2 separate regions of the Mus musculus genome follow, and region 1 is linked to region 2. The links are chromatin contacts, found by Hi-C or POLR2A ChIA-PET in ENCODE. All regions are on one chromosome and are shown on one strand. The core of a region is the stretch at or near the end of the contact, and the rest is flanking DNA. Distances in the headings are between cores, read along the strand shown.

Region 1 (3,081 bases), core at 443-2,942, 1.4 Mb after region 2:
CACGGGATGGGGGAAAGGTGGAGAGCTAAAGTGCACCAAGTCTGGCCTTTCATTTAACTTATAAACACAGGCTTTACACTCCAGATTAAAGACTGTAATGAAAGCTGGCCTTAAAGTCTTAGCTCTTCCATATGTTAACTAGGTTTCAGTCTCAGTCCCCAGCCATGTGGCCAAGGTCAAACACCATCCCTTCTTTGTGCAAGGGTGAGGAAAGGTGATTGAAAGTATAAGCCAAGAGAAAACCTTTAAGTCTACTTTGAAAAATATTTAAATGTTCTAATTATTTTTTAAGGTTTCTTCAAGGCTGTAAACCCAGTGGGGGAGGGGAGTTGGGGGCAGCAAGCATTTCCTGAGGAGGAAAGCTGAGCAAAAGAATCCCTTCGTAAACCATTAAATTTCTTATTTTCTAACGGAGACTCGGGTACTCTTTTACAGACACATTCTGCTAAGCTAGTACTTTCTTCTCTTCAAGACTTAATTCCTTTTCTGATGAAGAAAGATTATTGAGGATATATATATATATATAGAGAGAGAGAGAGAGAGAATGAATTACCTCTTCCTTCAGTTGGAAATTTTCTACGATAGAACCGATGCATCTTTCATTGAGATGCCAAGAAAGATAAAAAATTAATAAGAAAATAAACAATTGATTCTCTCTGCTCACCTAAACGTTGGAAAAAGTGACCATTAATTCTTCAAAACACCCGAAAATTAAACAATCCCTCCTCGATTCTTTCATCAGCTAAACACTACAGGCAAACTCACCGTTTTGGAGGAAAAAGGGCGCTTTTTAAAAGGCCCTGCTGACTCCAGGCCTTGAGACTTACTGAGAAGCAGCAAAACAGGGGAGGAAAAAAAAAACTTTTTCCATTTGGTACAGTGGGCAGGCGGGGGCTGGGGGGTCCTTTACATTTGGCGGGAGCTGAGAAGGAGCCCCTAGAAATGCTGAGGGGGTCGGTGGTGGGAGGTGCCCCGAGGGCGCGGTGCACGAGGGAAGGCGGGAGATAAGCGCGGAGCTCAATCTCCCGCGCTCTCCAGCCAGGGCTCTGAGGGCAAAAAGTTACGGAGACTGAGTATGGATGTGAGATAGATGAGTTGTGAAATGGGGGGCGTAGAGGCTAGAGATGGGGCCATCTGGCCAGCTTGGAGTCCCACAGTCCTGTCACAGCTCGAGCATGAGTTGAGGAGGGGAGAGGAGGGGGCATTTGGCGCCCAGGCAGGGGGTGGGGTGGAATGCGGCGCGCAGAAGCCACTACCTTGCACGTCCCCAGTGCAGGGTCTCGGGGTGGGATGGAATAGTAGGACCCCGTACAAGGCCGACCACATCTGTCCCACTCTGCACCAGCCACCCTTGCTCCGCGCCTTCCTCCCAGTCCCGGGCCCAAATAGGTCGCCTGAGGCCCGGAACACCGTGATCTGCAAGCACCCAGTTTCTGAGGCTGCCGCCACAGAGAAAGGATTCCCACGATGCCCGCCTCACACTCACCGTCCACGGTAGTCCGCGCGCCAAGACGGCAGGGACAGGAGGACGGCCGGCGCAGGTCACTGCAGGTGCGCCGGCTCATGCCGCAAAACTCGGGCTCCAATGCTGGGGAGGTGGCGGCGACGACAGGAAAAAGGTGGCCGGCCAGACGAGGCGCCGAGCCGCAGCTCTTAAAAGGCGCCAGCTGGTACTTTTAAAATCTTTGAATTTGGTGCCCAAATCAGAACAGACCAATGGGGCGCGGCGTTTGCACAAGCGTGCCAATAGGCAGGCGGCATGAGAGGACGCCCTCGCTCGCCCAATAGGAGGGCGCGGGGGCGGAGCCAGCCCTGGAGCCTGGGCTCCTCCCACACGCCCAGATCCTCGCCTCCCCAAAGTTGCTGATGGAGCTGGCAAGCACGCCCATGTAGGCGTGGCCTGTGAAGGCGGCTGGTCCTCTGCGCAAACCCGCCATGCTGCCCTCTCCCCGCACCCCCCCTCCGTTATCCCGCGAACCGGCTTCTCCAGAGTCCTCATGTCCTGGGGACAGCTCCGACTTCTGCCTGAAAGTCTGTGATGGACACAGGCGGGCCCCCAGTCTTCCTCCATCGTCTGTTACGAGCGAGTTTGCAGAGCTGCAAACCCGCCACTCTGAGTGCACACCTTCCGGAAAACAAGCCCTTCCCCTGGCTCCGGACCCGCCTCTCTAGGATTTAGGCGCGCTCTACTCTCCCTCCTAAATTGGCTCCACCCCCTGCCTGGAGCTCCTGCGCTTGCGTATTGCGCGGCCGCCACTACGGAGTTGGCGGGTTGGCGCTTGCGCGCGAGGAGCCTGGCGGTTCCCTCCGGGCGGGGCGGACTAGCTGGGGGGGACATGTGACCGGAGAACCGCCCTTGCCCTGGGGATGGCGCGCAGCAGGACCCCGGCGTCCCTTTGCTTGGCGCCTTCCGAAGGCTGAGGGCGCGGCCTAACTTAGATCTGGCCATTGCATTCTTTTTTTCTTTTTTTTGGGTTGGGGGCGGGGGGGCCGGTTCGAGACAGGGTTTCTCTGTATAGCCCTGCTTTGGCCATTGCATTCTTTTGGGTTTTCAACCACCACGAATTCTTAAAAGTGTTAATTTGTATTTTATTTTATGTGTTCTTAACCTTCGTTGGCTAGGCTCGACAGCCGACCTGTTCCCCTAAATAAGTCAGACTCCCGTCTCTTTGGGGTGGAGCGCCCTGGCTGCGTGGATATTTTTATATCAAAGGCGAGAGTGAAAGTATTATTAAGTCTGATGGTGAGCTATAGTGCACCACTAATGATGCTGGGCATGCACGTCTTGAATTTATTTCTAAGTGGTGACAATACACTTAACTTCTTTTCAGACTACAGAGCAGTAAAGCTACAGGATATGCCATTTCCCTCTTGCTTTTCTGCAAGAGCATATGACTTTCTGTTAGTGTTCCATGCAGCTCCTGTGTAAAGCGGGACCAAGATTGGACTGAGTCATACAAACGTTGGGTGGATCCAGTTTTTATCAAATTCTTTTTGTTTATCCCTAGTTTTCTGGCATTTTCACGTTTGGAGTGTTGCAAAAAAAATAGTGATGTAGGTGGTGTTGCTTACCAAAATCTT
Region 2 (3,502 bases), core at 817-3,316:
TCCCTTCCGATAGCCTCAAATCCATTCTCTCTCTCTCTCTCTCTCTCTCTCTCTCTCTCTCTCTCTCTCTCTCTCTCTCTCTCTCTCTCTCTCTCTTTTTGAGACAGGGTTTCTCTGTGTAGCCCTGGCTGTCCTGGAACTCACTTTGTAGACCAGGCTGGCTTCGAACTCAGAAATACGCCTGCCCCTGCCTCCCAAGTGCTGGAATCAAAGGCGTGCGCCATCACGCCCGGCAAATCAATTCTCTTTATGCCATATTTTATTAAAACAATACACCCTGAAGATGAATAAAATCTAGGCGCTCGCGCTAAGTGGGCCAAAGGTATTGTATGATGATGGTGGGAAAGAACAATACTGACTGGGAGAGAGACTCCCCGAGGTGTGATTAAGTTGTTCGAGAAGTTGGGTGGGAAGTTCTCGCAGCAAATAGCCTGTCAGGCACAAGATTTTTTCCTCTTACTGCTCGGCTGCGGGATCTAATTTGCAGGAGTCTTTATAACCCACTACCAGCTAAAAGCAACAGAAAGCTTGCACCCTACACAGCTTTCAATTGTGCATGCACTCTGATCTGTGAACGAACGGTCTGGGAGCTTGTGCTTAACGCCTGCAGCAACCCAAACCCCTAACTCCCCGGCACAGACTCTCCCAGCCTGGCCCAACAGGCAGAGGAGGGCGCGACCGCTCCGGCTGCAGCCCTAGGCAGCGAAGACCCGCCCAGGAGGCCTTGGCCCCGCCCCGCAAGGGAGGGGGCGGAGCGGGCGGAGCGGCGTCCGGGTCCGCCCCAGGGGCCCAGGGGAGGGGGAGCAACGCACTCTGGTCGCGCCGCTCGCTCGCTCGCTCGCCCCTCCCTTAGGCCCCGCACGCTCGCGCCCGCGCCCGCGCCCGCGCGCCCGCGCCCCGAGTCCCGCGGCGCCCAACACAATGCCGACGCCTACGCCTCGCGCGCGCACCGCCCCGGCCGGCGCCACGGCCCCGGCGCCAGGGGCGTGGTGGAGGGGCGGGAGGGGGGAGGGGAGGGGAGCAGCGCGCGCGAGAGCCTCAGACAGCGCGAGACCCGAGGCCGGAAGCGCGCGTGCGCGCCCCCGCCCGCGAGCGGGAGGCGGAGCCGTAGCAGTAGCGACAGCAGCTGTAGGAGCCGCTGCAGCTGGGAGACGCGCCAGAGAGGCCGGGCCTGCTCCGGTCCGACCGGATCCCTCCCCTCCCCCTCCCTGCTGCCTCCCCTCCCCCAAACCCACTTCCGCAGCTCGCGGCCTGGCCGCCGAGGCGGCGAAGACAACAACCCCGGCGGGAGGCGACGGCCGAGTACGCACCTGATGGGCCCACCTGGCGGGGCTCCGGCGCGGGACCGCTCACCGGCAGCCGCCCGCTCCGGACGCCCTTGGCCGCGGCGGGCAGCAGACACCGGCGACTAGGACCGGAACGCGGAGCGCCCCCTCCCCTTGCGCCCGCCCTCTCGGCTTCCGTCCCCTCCCCCTCCTGCGAAGCCCCGGATGGAGCGGCCGCGACTCGCCGCCGCCCGGCTGCCTGGATGGTTTTGTCAGGCGGCTAGGGCCCCGGCGCCTGGCGCCGTCGCCGCCCCCGCCCCGCCGGGGCCGCCCCCGCCCCGGCGCCCCGCGCGCTAGGGCCCGCCGCCTGCCTTCGCCGGGAGCCCCGGGACCGGGAGTCATTCGTCGCCTTTGTTGCCACGGCCGCTGCCGGAACCGTTTGCGAGCTCCGGCGGCTCCCGCCCCTCCCTGCTGCTTCCCGGAGCCCGGGCCGGGGGCGGCACGTGGGCCCCGGGACGCGGTGGCGGTGCGCGCTTACCTGTCGCCGGTGCGGGCGGCCGCGGCGGGGCGTGAGAGGGGAGGCAGAGCCGGGCGGCCTGGCCTAACTGTCCCCGCCGCCGCCTCTGCCCCGCGTTGCTGCTGCTGCTGCTGCTTGCTGCTGCCGCCGCGGTCGGTGTCTCCGGCGCGGCGGCGGGCGGCGGCGGCGGGGCTTTTCCTGTCCGGTTACGTTAAGGTCACATGACCGAGAGAGCGGAGCGACTAGTGCAAAGCGGCTGAGAGCGGCTCCCGCCGGGGGGGAGAGGCGGCGAGAGAGCAGTGGCGGCAAGAGCCCCTCCGCCCCCCCAGCCGCTCCCCTCCCCCCTGCCCGCCCGCCTCCGCCTCCTGCTGCTCTGCCGCCGTCGCCGCCGCCGCCGCCGCTGCTGCCGCCGCCTGCAGCTCGGCGCTGCGGCTTCCACCCAGCCTGGGCTCGCGGCCCCAGCCAAAGTTCTGCAAGCCATGTGCAGCTGAGGCGAGGAAACTTCTCAGCGGCCGGGCCCGGAGGCTGGCGGCCCGGCCCCCTTGTTTACAGAGTGTTTAGGTAGGACCAGTCCTGCCGCTGCAGACGGTCTTTTCAGGGGTGCAGAGGGAGACGCATGCCCGTTCTCCTGTCAAGAGATGCTTGACATCTCTTGGCTCTCTCTGCCTTTGTCCTTGGACTGCTCCGGGTTAGCTATTCGTCCGAAGATACGGAGTTGGGCTGTTGTTGATCGGTGCTGGCTGAAAGTCATACAGAAGTAGCTATCGTTGCATGTCCTGTGTTGCGAGGTCGAGGTGCTTGCTGCGTTGCATAGGCGACTTGTAGGCTAAGCTGTTTCCGTTAGGATTGAGTGGGATACTTCCCTGCGCGTTAAGCTTTGTGGTGCTTTGCGCTGTGTGCATTTGGACAGGACGATACTCTGGTTGACTTTTGGTCTCTTGAGGATCTAGTGGAGTAGAGTCAAGAGTTGCCATCCTGTGGGGTGTGTTAAAGGGAGATTCTGAAACAGGTAACATGGCGGGGGAATTGGAATGCCCTGATTGAACCTTCTTAAGGGTTTAAAGTTGACCTTTTATGTTTCCCTTTTGCTAGAAGTTGTGCTTCAGGTAGTACAGTTTTATCCCTTTTGCGTGCTTGAGTTAGTGGTTTACTTTACATAGCTTAGATTTTACGCTTGTTTGTAAATAAGTGCTGGCAGCTAACACTTGGCTTGCCAGCACAGAAGTCTGTAAGGACCTTGATGCCAAACCCGTTTGGTTTTGAAAGTCAGACTCCTAGCACAATGCTGTACACTGACTGTGCGTCCTAGAAACCTCGAGTGAGTGTGCTTAGCAATCCAGTTGTATGTACACCTACTGATGACTAATTTCTTCGAGGATGTAAACATCTGTGTAGCTGTAGTGTTGCCCAGTGTGAGTAACAGATCCCGTGGATACCTGCCTTGAACTTTCCTAGCCTTTGATCAGCTAGATGAATGGCTTGTAGAGTGCTTAAACGTCTGCGTCCACAAACGAGTCCTGACCGTGACCTGCGAGTTCTAGGGCATTATCAGTAAAACAGCAGTGCTGTCCTTCACACTGGAATGCTCTATTTCCTTTAGAAAGAGACCAACATGAATGTGATTTGTTGTGTAGAGAGAGTCATGGTTAAGGTTTTTAGGTTCTTCGTTCTTTCAAGTTGAGATTGTGGAGTTCTTTGTGAAGGTGGTTTGATGGAAGGA

Evidence for each region. Hi-C counts contacts between places; a loop is a spot of excess contacts on that map. ChIA-PET counts read pairs that join two places held with the same protein, here RNA polymerase II (POLR2A).
Region 1: a loop to region 2 is called in a map of T-helper 17 cell, with 6 times the contacts of the local background. The contact joins the promoter of Fbxo5 here to the promoter of Zbtb2 in region 2. A Hi-C loop is called at or near these places in 1 of 37 maps with a recorded cell type or tissue (T-helper 17 cell). POLR2A ChIA-PET finds 5 or more read pairs at or near these places in 1 of 5 experiments (embryonic stem cell).

The regions. Positions count from the first base shown.
Region 1 is chr10:5,803,773-5,806,853 of GRCm38, forward strand. It overlaps Fbxo5 (F-box protein 5), which reads right to left and starts at 1,693. Exons shown (of 5, transcript NM_025995.2): 1 at 1,487-1,693. The coding sequence starts at 1,565.
Region 2 is chr10:4,386,042-4,389,543 of GRCm38, forward strand. Zbtb2 (zinc finger and BTB domain containing 2) reads right to left here and starts at 2,067. Exons shown (of 3, transcript NM_001033466.3): 1 at 1,804-2,067.